2 separate regions of the Homo sapiens genome follow, and region 2 is linked to region 1. Evidence: read pairs that join two places in POLR2A ChIA-PET (ENCODE). Cell type or tissue: GM12878. All regions are shown on one strand. Links, peaks and the distances in the headings refer to the core of each region. The heading gives the core; the rest is flanking DNA. Region 1 overlaps ZC3H12D (zinc finger CCCH-type containing 12D). Region 2 overlaps UST (uronyl 2-sulfotransferase).

Region 1 (7,315 bases), core at 2,802-5,301:
ATGAGGAGATTTCGAAGCAGGTGGCGAACATGATCCGACTTGTTTTAGAAATACAATGTTGGCTACAAGCCAGATGGAGGCTGTTACAGTCATCAGGTATGGGGTGAAGATGGCAGGACTGAGGGGTGGGTGGGGCAGAGGACAGTAGGAGATAGATGTGAGAGGGCCAGATTAAGGGAGTAAAGACACTGGATGTTCTGTACTGGGGCCCTGGGAGAAGGAGGGCATGTCTATAGGTCACCTACATGGTGTCAACTATGTGGAAATACCTGTTGGAACAGCTCTAGATTTAAGAATTAACTTTTTAGTTTCAGAGCCCCTTTATACTCTTAAAAATTATTAAGGTTCTTAAAGAGGCTTTGTTTATGTGGATTCTATCTATCGCTGGATATGTACTTTATTAGAAATGAAAACTAAGAACTTAAAAAATTCATTTATTTCTACATAATAATAAACCAATTATACTGACATAAATGACATATCTTCATGAAAAATAACTTTATTTTCCAAAACAAAAAAAAAATTAGTAAGAAGCCTGGCACTAATTAACATTTCTGCAAATCTCTTTAACGTCTGGGTTAATAGAAGACAGCTGGATTCTCATACCTGCTTCTGCATTCAAGCTGTTGCGATATCACATAACATGTAGACTCTAGAATATTCTGTCGTACACTCAGGAGAGGATAAGAGTAAAGTACAGAAATTACATCTTAGCATTATTATAAAAATAGTTTTTTTTTTTTTTTTTTTGAGATGGAGTCTTGCTCTGTTGCCCAGGCTGGAGTGCAGTGGCATGATCCCGGCTTACCACAACCTCTCCCTCCTGGGTTCAAGCGATTCTCCTGCCTCAGCCTCCTGAGTAGCTGAGACTACAGGTGCACCCCACCATGCCCAGCTAATTTTCATATTTTTAGTAGAGAGGGGTTTTCTCTATATTGGCCAGGCTGGTCTCGAACTCCTGACCTCGTGATCCGCCCGCCTCAGCCTCCCAAAGTGCTGTGATTACAGGCATGAGCCCCGTGCCCGGCCTAAAAATAGTTTTTACCTTGAAGATGCCCTGAAAAAATCTTGGAGTCCCCCGGGCTTCCCTAGACCACACCTTGGGAACCACTGAAGTAGTCACTTAGCACATGTCTGTTGTGTGACTGCATTCTGAGTTCCCATAGCACTTAAGTAGCAAGCACAGTGTTTATCTCACAGACTTATAACTGTGCCTGGTGCTCAGTGGGAGGTGTGAGCAAGACATGCAGCTGTGGGGCCCATCGGAATATAGGTGCTGATGGAGGGTGTGGGTGGCACCCCAACACTGAAGGAGAGGGGAAAGAGCTGGACCAATTGAGGAGAAGAATCAGGCCAAGTTATACAGCCTAAGGGAACAGATAGTTTCAAGAAAGGGCAGTCCACAATTTTTTAATTTAAAATAACAAGTCAAGGAGTGGTTCCCAGTTTCAAAAGCGGCAGAGAGGTGGCATAAGGCAAGGACTGTGAAAGTGTTGTTGGATTTGGCAGTTAGAAGGGGCTGGTGCCCCTGGGGTCAGTTTCATTGTTTCACGTGGTGCCTGCCATCAGTGGGCTGAGGTGGAGTGGGAGGTGAGCAGGTGGACGCCGTGGCAGAGGCCTCTCTGTCCAGGGGGCTGGCTGTGAAATGCCCTTCACCTGCCAGACCCTGCCATTGTTAGACCTGCTGTGGCTCCTGAACTCCTGGGACAGGCCTGCAGAGAATGCCAGGCCAAAGTGGGAACCTGGCTGAGTGATGTGATTGACACAATGAAGTCAAATAGGAGAAGAGGGACTGAAGGTCAGGAGCCTGTGATACTGAGATGAGGATGAGGGAGAAAGGTGGATGTGCCGGAATGTTCACTGAGCCTGATTTGTAACAGTGAAAAATGGAAAACAAACTTTCATCCTATGACATATGGTTAAACACTGAAGAACGTATTCACTCATTCATTCATTCATTCATTCATTCACCAATCAACACATGTACGTTGAGATTCAGCTGTGTGAGTCACTGTCCTAAGTGCTGGGGATACAGTGAGCAGTAGAACAGGTAAACTAGCATGGAAAGATTTCCAAACTGCATTTTTATTCTATTCTATTCTATTTTTTTAGACAGGGTCTTGCTCTGTCATCTGGACTGAAGTGCAGTGGTATGATCTCGGCTCACTGCAGCCTCAAACTCCTGGGCTCAAGTGATTTTCCCGTCTCAGCCTCCTAAGTAGCTGGGATTACAGGCCAACGCCACCATGCCCCGCTAATTTTTGTATTTTTTGTAGAGTCAGGGTTTTGCCATGTTGCTGTGGTTGGTCTCAAATTCCTAGGCTAAAGCGATACGCCTGCCTCGGCCCCCCAGGGTATTGGGATTACAGACAGGAGCCACCATGCCCAGCCAAAAATGCATTTTTTTTTTTGAGAGATGGAGTCTCACTCTGTTGCCCAGGCTGGAGTGCAGTAGCACGATCTTGGCTTACTGCAGCCTCTGCCTCCCAGGTTCCAGCGAGTCTCCTGCCTCAGCCTCCCAAGTAGCTGAGATTACAGGTGCATGCCACATGCCTGGCTAATTTTTGTATTTTTAGTAGAGACAGGATTTCGCCATGTTGGCCAGGCCGGTCTCGAATTCCTGACCTTGTGATCCACCCACATCAGCCTCCCAAAGTCCTGGAATTACGGGCATGAGCCACTGCGCCCGGCCCCCAAAATGCATTTTTAATAAGAAAAGCAAGTTGCTGAGCAATAAGTATAAGATGACACCATTTGTGTAAAACTAAACCAAAACAACTCTAAAACAATATTTGTGTTTATCTATTAGACATGCAAGTAAATGTACAGAGGAAGCACTAGAGGGGTGCGGAAAAACAGTAGGGGAAGCAAGTGGGTTTGGGGTGTGTAGGAGAAACATCATGTCTTTTCATTCTTTATGCTTCTACGTTGCTTGGAGTTTTCGCTTGCAATAAATATGTTTTCATGATTATTTCTGTATTTAAAAAAATTTTTTTTGAAATATATCGGTCTTTGTGGGTAGAAAAGAGAGAGGGACCAAGGCTGTCTAGAGTGTTCCTGTTGGTTTCATCATCATCATTTAGAAGCCATCTATCAGGACACAGCCCCCTTCCCAGGCCACCCCCCAACCCCCGGTGTAGGTCAGGCTGTAATGCCTGGCTGGGATGGATGAAATTTGGGGCAGGCCCCTTTTTTTTTTTTGAGACGGAGTTTCACTCTTGTTGCCCAGGCTGGAGTGCAATGGCGCAATGTCTGCTCACCACAACTCCGCTTCCCAGGTTCAAGAGATTCTCCTGCCTCAGCCTCCAAAGTAGCTGGGATTACAGGCGTGCGCCACCATGCCTGGCTAATTTTTGTATTTTTAGTAGAGACGGGGTTTCACCATGTTGGCCAGGCTGGTCTCTATCTCCTGACCTCTTGATCTGCCCGCCTCAGCCTCCCAGAGTGCTGGGATTACAGGCGTGAGCCACCATGCCCAGCCGGGGCAGGCCCTTCTATTGCAGAGGTTCAGTGTGGTCTGAGTTAATCATTAGGGAAAGCTGTGCAGGGCAGCAAGCAGAATTTGGGTGGGAGCACTGCCTTTCTGGGAGTAGAATTCGCCCGGGGGCATTTGGCCCTGGGTAAGCCAGGGGCCTGTGTTAGTCTGCTTGAAACCTGTGTTTGGCCTGTCCCGAGAGCTGGGTGCCCCAGAGCAAAGCACCACAGACTGGGGCGTTAAGGGAAATTCATCGTCTCACAGTTCTGGAGGCTGGAAGTTCAAGGTCAAGGTGCCTGCAGGGTTGCTTTCTCCCTTCTCCCTGAGTCTTCACATGGTGGTCCCTCTGTGTGTTATGTGTTCAAATTTCCTCTTCTTATAAGGACACCAGTCATATTGGATTAGGGACCTCCTTTTAGAGGTCATAGCTCTAAATATAGTCACACTCTGAGGTACTGGGGTGAGGAATTTACCATGGGAATTTGGGAGGTCACTATTCAGCCCCCCACAGAGTCTGAGAAACAAGAAACCTGTGTTTGGCCTGTCCCGAGTGCTAGGTGCACGCTCAGCCCCTGCAGCCCTGGTGTGCGGTCGGGTGTGTGCCCTGCCGGGCAGTGTGGGGTGAAGGCCTCAGTGAGCTCACTGTGAAAGCAGCGTGATTGCTTCTGCAGCTCCACAGCCACATTGAGCAACTGAAAGTCCCCAGTGGGACTGGGCTCCACCTGATTTCCTGACAGCTAGGCCGGGAGGGAGCCAGCGCAGGCACACCTTGCCCTTGCCCCAGTCTGCCCAGGAAACACCTGATGGATGCATTTTTTTTCTCTTTAGCTCATGTCTGCAGGGCTCTGAGAGGAGGAAGCCTGGGGCAGGACCTGCGCCAGTGGCCGCTGGGCACAGCATGGAGCACCCCAGCAAGATGGAATTCTTCCAGAAGCTGGGCTATGACCGGGAGGATGTGCTCCGGGTGTTGGGCAAGCTGGGCGAGGGCGCCCTGGTCAACGACGTGCTGCAGGAGCTTATCCGCACGGGCAGCCGCCCGGGTGCCCTGGAGCACCCGGCTGCACCCAGGCTAGTGCCTCGGGGCTCCTGTGGGGTCCCGGACTCTGCCCAGCGTGGCCCGGGGACAGCCCTGGAAGAGGACTTCAGAACCCTGGCCAGTTCTCTGCGACCCATAGTGATTGATGGCAGCAACGTGGCGATGAGGTAGCTTCCCTTCATCCTGTAGCTGGGGCTGGGGAGGCCCCTGTTCGCAGGAGCCCTGAGAACTGTCCCTCTTCCTTGTGGTTTGGTCCAAAGAGCTTTGGGGCCAACGGATCAGGCTTTGAATCCCTGTACCATCTCTTAGTAACTGTGTGGCATTAAGCAAGTCACTTAACCCCTCTGAGCTCATTTTTCCCATCTGTACGGTTGGGATAAAATCTCTGTAGAGGGTTTTTGTGCACAAAATGCCTAGGATAGTGCCTGACACAGAGTAAGTGATCAACAAGTGTAGCTGTTATGATCATAACCCAGAGGAAGAGCCTTCTTTTGGGGAAGGTGTGGTAATGAGGGAGGCGCCCTGGGTCAAGTGTTGGCAGATGTGGCTTCTTGTTGGGAGTCTGTCCCTAACCGGCTGCGAGACTCTGGAAAAGCTGCAGGACTCATTTCCTCTTCTGTGAAAGAGGCCCACAAATATCTCTTCTACTCTCTCAAGGTTATGAGCATCAGAGGGGAAGGTGTGCTTTGAAGTGCGCTGGAAGCCCTCTGCTGGGGTTGCTGGGGAGGCGGTGTTGCGGCTACCTTAAGTTTGAGAGATTTGTTTGTGGCCCCCTGAGCTGCAGATGCGGCTGTGTGAACATTTGTGTGTTGGCATCTTTGTGGGTTTTGGGAATGCCAGCCTCACGCCCGAGTTGTTATCTGCCTGTCTTGGCTAAGCTCCCCTGTGACGGAATCTCTGCAGCCTCCCCCAACACCCTGCTGGGCGAAGTGGGGCGTTGCCCAAACAAGTGGATTATTCTACCGCTTGGCTTTGTTACAACCGTGCAAAGGGCAGAGCCATAGGAAATGGTTCACTCCCAGCTGTAAATATATGTGCTTCCCTTTTCAAAAGCTGAGTTACTCCCACCATAGGTGGGAATCCAGAAAAGCAATTCTCCGCGGCACCGAATGTGTCAACAGAGCCTCCGAGAGTTTCCCCTGGGGATTTGGGCTCACTTTGGATTTGGTGTTGCAGGACCGAGGTTTGCAATGGTTCAGCCCAGATGGTCCAGCCTCAGGGGCTGTCCCTGCACTTTTTGCGGTGTGTACTTTGAGTTTTTTTTTTTTTTTCACTTTTAACCAGCTAAGTCTCCCTGGCATTGATGCCATCAGCAGGTGATGGAGCCCTCTCTTTCTCCTGGGACTTAGGGGCTGGCCCATGGGGTCTCTGTCACATTGTCACCCATGTCATGTATAGGCACCAGATAGGTAAACCTATGAAATTCTGCTCAATTTAAGATCTCTGGGAAGCTAAAAGGATTTTTAAGAATCCAGTAGGTTCTGAGGGTCCTAGAAAGACTAGAAGGGGTTGTGAGAGGGGCCTGGCCTCTATATGATCTGAGCAAGGAACCTCTTTCCCTGGGCTTCCATAGAAGGAAGGCTTTGAATGCTTAAATCAAAGACCTTCCCAGCCCTAAGGTTGTATGAGTTCTGTGATTCCAAATCAAAACAGCAGAGTGGCTGTAGGGTAAAAAGACTATTTCAGGGGCAACAAAAAACATGCCCAGTCCCCAAAGAGATTCTCTTTGGGGTGGTGGAGGGTTTTGTTTTTATGGGAGTCTCTGTTGCTGCTTGGAGTCAAACTTAAGCCACATCCTCTGTTTGCACATGACCATAATGTGTCGTGGGTACATCCATTGATCCCCCACCTCTGCCCCCCACCTCTCATGATTGCAATCAGATTAATTTTCTCATGTTCAATCTGTGCGGGTTATACATCGAAACCCTTACTCAGACTCACTACGAAGAATGTGTCAGAGCATAAATGTTCTCACACACTGGCTACCTCCAAAACACCTGAGTTAACCAGAACACATGTACCTGTGCTCTGTGTGTGTCATATATGGACACACACACACAATGTGTCTACACACACACATCCCCTCCCTCTTCCCTGGATCCCAGTAGTTAGGGAAAAGAGACAAATAGCACAACCGCCACCTGATCACAGGACTTAATTTGTTCCTTTTAAAGGCAAGCTCTGGGGAGAGTGGAGTGTGAGGTTCCACCCCATCCTCTGCCCCTTCTGCAGTGACATCTGTTGTGTCCTCCAATGGGACTTTTAACAGGACTCATGTCCCTCCGGGTCTGCCATATCCTTAGTTGTGAAAGGTTCAGGTGGGTGCTGACCCTTCACAGGCAATGGGTGATTGAAACCCAAAGTGGTGTCTCATTGTTATCTGTTGACCTCAAAATTCAATTAACCTCAGAAACATGGTTTCTGAAAATTCCCTTTCACTGAGGTTTTGTAGTATTGCAGACATTGCCATTTTCTGTTTTTGAAGGCAGTACTGCTTCATGCACTGTCTGGCCTTGCGGTGGTGGGGAGGGGCTTAAAGACTGAGTGGGACACCTGTTCTTTCCACCTTGAGCGGATGAGAAGTGTGGCTCCTGTTGGCAGGAATGTTCTTCAGTGTGCCTGTTCCTGGCTGTGGCTCTGTCCCCTGGAAGTGTCCTTCTGGAAGTTCTAGAGAAGAGTCTTTTTTATTTTTTCCAGCTTCTAGAGACTGTGTTCCTCAGCTCATGGCCCCTTCTATCTTCAAAGCCAGCAATGGCCTGAAATGATATACACAATGTGGCATGTCTGTGTACATATATGTGTTT
Region 2 (7,315 bases), core at 1,798-4,297, 720 kb after region 1:
TGAACAAAGGAATTCATATGTCTCAGAATATTCTCATTTTTCTTTCATCAAGATTATGAAAATTGTACTCCTTGAACTAAAAAACAGCAATGGTGTTTCCAGAAATGCAGTACAGTTAAAGGTAATAGGTTATTTAAATCATCTATTAATGAATTAACTAAGAATTGCCTAATCAAAGCCATGACTTAAGGTTATTATAGTATCTTTCACCAAACAAGTGTAAATGGGTTGGTGGATTGAGACCTAATTTTACAGTATGGTCGTGTTGCAGTTCTAGGTTAAACTCTGTTCAGTCCCTATTTCAAAAATCACATCATTCCACGGTCTCATCTCCTTCATGACTTAAAGTCATGCTTGAAACATACTGGCTAATTTAACACAAATTGCTACCTAAAGAAGACACTAACCTACAGAAATAACAGCTATTCTGCAAACTTCCAAAACAACTGGTCTAGGATTTCAGAAAATGACAAGTAACAAGAAGTTTGCATTCTAACTGTATGCACACAAATCTCTAAACTGATCTCAGCTATTCTTAATTACAGAGAGAGCTCTAAAAGTGTAATTCCAAATGCCCAAAGGTAAGAAGTGGACAGTTATCTCTGTGCACAGAAGGAAATGTTTGTGTTACCAGGTATGATGGCTTGTGCCTGTAGTCCCAGCTTCTCAAGAAGCTGAGGTGGGAGGATGGCTTGAGCCCAGGAGGTTGAGGCTGCAGTGAGCTCTGATGGCACCACTACACTCTAGAATGGGCAACCACCTCTAAACAAAACTATATGTACTCATATGTCATAAGTGGTTGTAATGTATTTGCTTGGAGCATCAGCTTCAAAGAGCAAGAAAGAAATAGGCTAAAGGCATCAACTGAGCTAGAGTCCTTCTTGGCATCCCTCCCCATATTCTCTAAATAGAGACCAAACAAAGCAGGATTTGGAATCCTAGTGAAGAACAGTTGCTCAGCAAATATACTGAATCAACAGCCACTTCCTGAGGGCCTGTGTGGAGCACCCAGAAGAGATGTCAGAGCAGGGATGCGAAGCACTGAATAAGCTTCCTCCCTTCAAGGTGCTTGCTCACAGATGATCACAATACAAGGTAGAATGTCAAAACTTCATAAGAGATCATGAAATAAACAAATACTTACAGGAGTTTAGAGATCCTAATTGGAATTGTACCTTCCTAAACAATCAGTACAAAGACATTAGCAGAAGTCTAAGCAGGCAGCGAGACAACAAAAATGAATCAGTGGCAGTTTTGGGGAAATTATAGACAATCAATATAAACCCTGAGACAGACCAAGAGGTATGGCGTAGCTTCAAGACTAAGCAGCTATATCTGGTTCCCTGGTAATTTTGAATGACAGTGTATTAGTCCGTTCTCATGCTGCTATAAGGACATACCTGAGAGTGGGTGATTTTTAAAGGAAAGAGGTTTAATTGACTCACAGTTCCACATGGCTGGGTATGCCTCAAGAAACTTACAATGATGGCAGAAGGGGATGCAAACACATCCTTCTTCTCATGGTGGCAGGAGAGAGAAGTGCTGAGCAAAGGGGAAAAGCCCCTTATGAAACCATCAGATCTTTGCAGCCATAAAAAAGGATGAGCTCATGTCCTTTGTAGGGACATGGATGAAGCTGGAAACCATTATTCTCAGCAAACTATCACAAGGACAAAAAACCAAACACCGCATGTTCTCACTCATAGGTGGGAATTGAACAATGAGAACACTTGGACACAGGAAGGGGAACATCACACACCGGGGCCTGTCGTGGGGTGGGGGGAGGGGGGAGGGATAGCATTAGGAGATATACCTAATGTAAATGACGAGTTAATGGGTGCAGCACACCAAGATGGCACATGTATACGTATGTAACAAACCTGCACGTTGTGCACATGTACCCTAGAACTTAAAGTATAATTAAAAAATATTACCATTTTTCACCTGGATGATTACCAGAACTATAGAGATGACATCTAGCTCTGTGGAGGTGGCAGGAAATGTGAATTATGTGTAAATTACTTCAACATTTTGATCTAAAATATTTAACAAAATTTAATAAATTAAAAATGCTCATAATTGGAATACTGGACCCCAGTAATCCAGTTTTGGGGAATGTGTATTAAAAAAAAAAAGAAAAAAAAAAGAAACCATCAGATCTCATGAGAACTCACTATCACAAGAACAGCATGGGGGTTAACCGCCCCCATGATTCAATTACCTCCCACAGGGTTCCTCCCACAACATGTGGGGATTATGGGAACTACAATTCAAGATGAGATTTGGGTAGAGACATAGAGGCAGACCATTTCAGAGAGTGTTGCCAATTATTCAAACTGAGGCCAAGCAGCATCTAATTGACTGCAGTTATTTTAGAGCTTCTTATTTTGATTATATATATTTTTGAAACCTACTAAAATTTTCTGTCATTTTTGTAAAAACAATATTTCTTCTTAAAACTCATAAGTTATTTTACTCAAGAGAAACATACGTAGCAAATACTGTTCCTATATATTTGTCCTTCATATTATACCACAACATGAATACAAAATAAATTGCATATGAATTCCAATTTCATGAGAATGCTTAAGATTTCCTTGGTTGCTTCATATATTGTATAAGGAACATAATAAACCCAAATGTTTTCTCCTGCTGAGCTCATCGGCTCCATTCTAGTGAGCAAATATAAAGACAAAATATAACCATTGTACTATAATCTGCTGTTCAAAAATTAGCTAAATTCATATTCCACATACAAGTCACAGCAATCTTTGTGACATCTCTAAAATAGGTTAAGTGTTAACTATCCATGAATTATCATACCTTAGAGATAAATGTAAAGTGTTTAATATTCAAAGTAATCCATAACTGTAAAACAAGACCCCCAGGATTCTTTAGAACAGATCCTTGTTTTCAATCCATCTTTAGAGTTTATTTAGGTTTTACTATATACCCAGGTACCGTACTTAACACTTTAAAACTCATTTACATATAAAACTAATTTCTTGCTCCTTGATAAGGTGAACACCTATAATATAGTGAACAATACATAACAGTATTGTATTTAAGTCAGTATCATATTTCCCAACCCCCAAATTAATAGCAAGATCATATATCTGAAAAGGGTCTACTGTTAAGAATATATAAATAATGTTTACAACTCAACAACACAAATACAAACAACCCAATTCAAAAATAGGCAACTGAGGTAACTCAGGAATGGAAAACTCAACATCATATGTTCTCACTCATAAGTGGGAGCTAAGCTATGAGGATGTAAAGGCATAAGAATGACACAATGGACTTTGGGGACTCAGGGAGAAAGGGTGGGAAGGGGGTGAGGGACAAAAGACCAGAAATTGAGTTCTGTGTATACTCCTTGGGTGACGAGTGCACAAAAATCTCACAAATCACCACTAAAGAACTTACTCACGTAACCAAATACCACCTGTTCCCCTAAAACCTATGGAAATAAATTTTTTAAAGAAAATCAGTGGCCGGGCGCGGTGGCTCATGCCTGTAATCCCAGCACTTTGGGAGGCCGAGGCGGGCGAATCACGAGGTCAGGAGATCGAGACCATCCTGGCTAACACAGTGAAACCCCATCTCTACTAAAAAATACAAAAAAATTAGCCAGGCATGGTGGCGGCCGCCTGTAGTCCCAGCTACTTGGGAGGCTGAGGCAGGAGAATGGCGTGTACCTGGGAGGCAGAGCTTGCAGTGAGCTGAGATCGCGCCACTGCACTCCAGCCTGGGCAACAGAGCGAGCCTCCAATCTCAAAAAAAAAAAAAAAATCAGCAAAATGTGAATAGACATTTTTCCAAAGAAGATATACAAACAGTCAACAAGCACATGAAAAGATACTCGACATCATTAATGCAAAACACAACGCCAATGAATATACCACTTCATACCCATTAAGATGGCTATAATAAAAAAATGGAAAATAAGAAATGGCAGTGAGGATGTGAAGAAATTGGAATTCTCATACTTTCTTGGCGGGGGATGTAAAATGGTGCAGCCACTGTAGAAACAGCTTGGCAGTTCCTCAATAACTTAAACTTAGAGTTACCATATGATTCAGCAATCCCACTCCTAGGTATATACCCATAAGAACAGAAAACAGGTGTTGAAACAAAAGCTTGCAACACAAATGTTCATAGCAGCACTACTTACAGTAGACAAAAGGTGAAAACAACCCAAATGTCCATTAATGGGTGAATGGATAAACAAAATGTGGAATATCCATACAGTCTTATGGAACATTTTATTCCGCAATAAAAAAAATTCTTAGGAAATATTATTCAGCCATAAAAAAGAATGAAGTACTGACACATGCTATAACATGAATGAACCTTGAAAACATTATGTCAAGTAAAAGAAGCCAATCACAAAAGACCACATATTATATTATTCTATTTCTATAAAATGCCAAGAATAGGCAAATCTATACAGACAGAAAGTAAATTAGCGGTTGCTTAGGACTGGGGTTGATGGGGCAAAAGTGTTGGATAAAGGGTATGGCGTTTCTCCTTGTGGTGATGAAAATCTAAAATTGTGGCAATGGTTACACATATCTATAATATATTAAAAGCTATTAAACTATTAAAAACTTTAAATGGGTGAATTATATGGTATATGAATTATATCTCAACAAAGCTGTTTAAAAACTAATAGCAAATGCTGAAATGTACTTTATTTGGAATTCTCTTGCAAAACAGTTGCTACATTGACTTTTGCAAATAAGAATTTTTGTGAAATGTTAGTGTTTCTGTCCCTATTTCTGATAAAAAGGGATTTATGTATATCACTGTTTGCTTAAAGCCGAGTTTCTATGTAATACAAATAAATATATTTATGACAAAATTAATTTGTGGTCAAGTCTTCTTTCCAAAAAACAAAAAAAAAGCAGCAACTCCTAATAATTCTAGCAGCTACAATCCATCAAATAAGATGCGTTTTCATTGTCCATCATGGACACCCACCAGTACAGCTGCAGGTCAAGCTACTGTTTTTGCTCCTTCAGTCTCCCTCTGAGGAAGCAAAAGATACTATTTATTTTGGGACTCAAAAACCTTGACCACTTTCTTTCCAGTTTCTCCAAAACAAAACTAACCACTGTCTTAAGCCTGGATTGATGACAGGGAATTTGAAGAAAGACAGTATTTAGATAATCCACATTTATATGTGTTCTTAGACAATTCATACTAAGACTAGTCTACATTAAAAAATAGTTTACAAGGCAGATTGCTTTTCACCATTCATGCTATTTGTTTACAGAACGGATTACCATAGCTGAATTCCATTTTCTATCCTTTCTCTAATATAGTGCCACTGTGTCCCCAACCAACCCCACAATATAAACTTGTAGCTATGAACAAGAATATCATTTTTTCTATGTCAACAATTTCTATTGATAACGTCATATTTTATGCATTCATTTCCTAGATTACTGTTTGGAGCCTAAAGTATTATATTTATACCATGTGTGAAATGCAGAAGAAAAATAAAATTTGGCTTTTTAGGTTCAAAGAAACTATTTTGTAACAGATATGGACCTCTATTTTCACATTTTCCTTTAAATGCACTTAAACTTAGAGAATTTCAAATTCAATAACATGACATACTTTTCATTTTTTGACTCTAAATTGCCAGGCTCATATATAATATACGTAAAGATTGGCAATTCTGAGAACTAAAGTTCTATATCTCCATTTAAAGTGGTATAAATTAAAAATGGAAAGGAAAGCATATCAGCTGGGAATGAGTCCAACAAGTTTAGCTCCCATAAAGTCTAAATCACATATCCAAGGCTGGATGATAGATCATTAGAGTTTGTCGGTTGTACAAGATCAGTAGTAAGCCATCTGGCTTATTCTGTTTATATCAATGAGTCTTATTCCAAGTTTTTGATATTTCCACAGCTCATAAGTAATAAGGCTACTGGCAGCAAGGCTGCATCATAACCTAATTTCTGGGGGAGATTTTATTTGATTTTTTGTTTGTTTTCCATAGCAAAACAAAGTTTGAATGCCATTTCAAAAAAAAAAAATTCACTGAATTGGAAAGACCATGGTCTCCAAGCTTAAGTGTAGCATTTGCTATATATTTCTATTTACCCCAATGTATGTTTGTGCTCCCCCTCCACCCAATCTCAGGGTGGGAAATCAAGATAACAGTTATCCTTGCATGATTTTCCTCCCCATCACTTCCTTTACTCTTTTCAAATGTGTTACAGCAGAACATTCTCTAAGTAGAACATACTCTGCCTTTCCCCAAATTGACTAGGAAGAAGGACTGTTCACCACTGTCTCCTATGGGGAAGAGAAAGCATCATCAGTGGCTCTGTTCTCGTCCTTCCCCACACTATGCTTTCCGGTTGCCCCACGTCAGCCTACTCCTCACGTCACACCTCTCCTAACCTTGGAAGGTCTAAAGCCAGCTGGGGTGGGTGCCGTTGGCTGGTCCTTCCCTCAAAACAGTGGGGCTTAAGTAGCAAACAAGATGCATTTTTAAAAGTTGAAATTAAAAACTGAAACCATGTACATTTTTAAATCACATTTTTAAATACTTTAAAGTATTAAAGTACCTTTAAATACTTTATAAATCTACCCACCCCGCCTCACATTCCTCCTTTCTCTCAAATACATGGGAAGCCTCCAGAAAGCAATACTTTGTTGTTGCTCAACAACAATGGTTCTCAAATTCTCTGCGTTGGAATCACCTAGAGGACTTGCTGACGCACAGATTGCTGGGCCCTGTGCCCAGACTTCAGCAGCTTTGGGATAAGACCTTAGCATGTACATTTGTGACAAATTCCCAGGTGAGGCTGATGCGGCAGGTCCAAGGACCCACATTGGGAACCACTAGCCTAGACATAGCACAACTGCTAAAGAAAGAGAAAACGCCCGGAAGATGCGAGTCCGACCAACATTACTCCCAGTTGTTGTCCAGCTCAGGGAGGGTCTAGTTCCCTAAATAAATGGAGGCCACATAGTGGGGATTAATACGGAAAGGTAGAGTTAAAGCAAACCAGCTGCTTGAATTATTTCCCTTCTCTGCTGGCTCCTCAAGATACTCAGAGTACAAGTATCAAGAAAAGGAAAGTGGAATTATGGATGTAAATGTGATGGATCGTTTTTAGCCAGTCCCGATCTTTAGATTCCCATTTGCATCTTGGCTGTCCTTCCATTTTCTCCCTTAAACTGCCCATAGTGCTATGCAATGGGTATTGCAATCAGACAGACATGGGTTGAAGTCCTGCCTCGCTTGCTATGTGTCCTTCATAACTCTTTGCCCTCATTTTTTCCATAC

The links. Peaks named below come from ENCODE experiments on the same cell type or tissue, not always from the same donor. Only the 100,000 strongest peaks of a DNase experiment are listed, where the experiment ranks them.
Region 2: POLR2A ChIA-PET joins it to region 1 with 5 read pairs; 2 of 35 experiments call an interaction of 5 or more read pairs at or near these places.

Annotation. Positions count from the first base shown.
Region 1 is chr6:149,471,602-149,478,916 of GRCh38, reverse strand. It overlaps ZC3H12D (zinc finger CCCH-type containing 12D), which reads left to right. Exons shown (of 6, transcript NM_207360.3): 2 at 4,304-4,678. The coding sequence starts at 4,374. Among named protein-coding and RNA genes, the nearest start is that of ZC3H12D, 9.8 kb to the left of the region's middle. RefSeq lists silencers at 4,190-4,289, 5,525-5,710. In GM12878, for the core only: no CTCF peak of the experiment used is centred there; no DNase peak of the experiment used is centred there; H3K4me3 peaks cover 2,036 bases; H3K27ac peaks cover 1,807 bases.
Region 2 is chr6:148,750,476-148,757,790 of GRCh38, reverse strand. All of the region lies in intron 1 of UST (uronyl 2-sulfotransferase), which reads right to left. Among named protein-coding and RNA genes, the nearest start is that of UST, 7.1 kb to the right of the region's middle. In GM12878, for the core only: no CTCF peak of the experiment used is centred there; no DNase peak of the experiment used is centred there.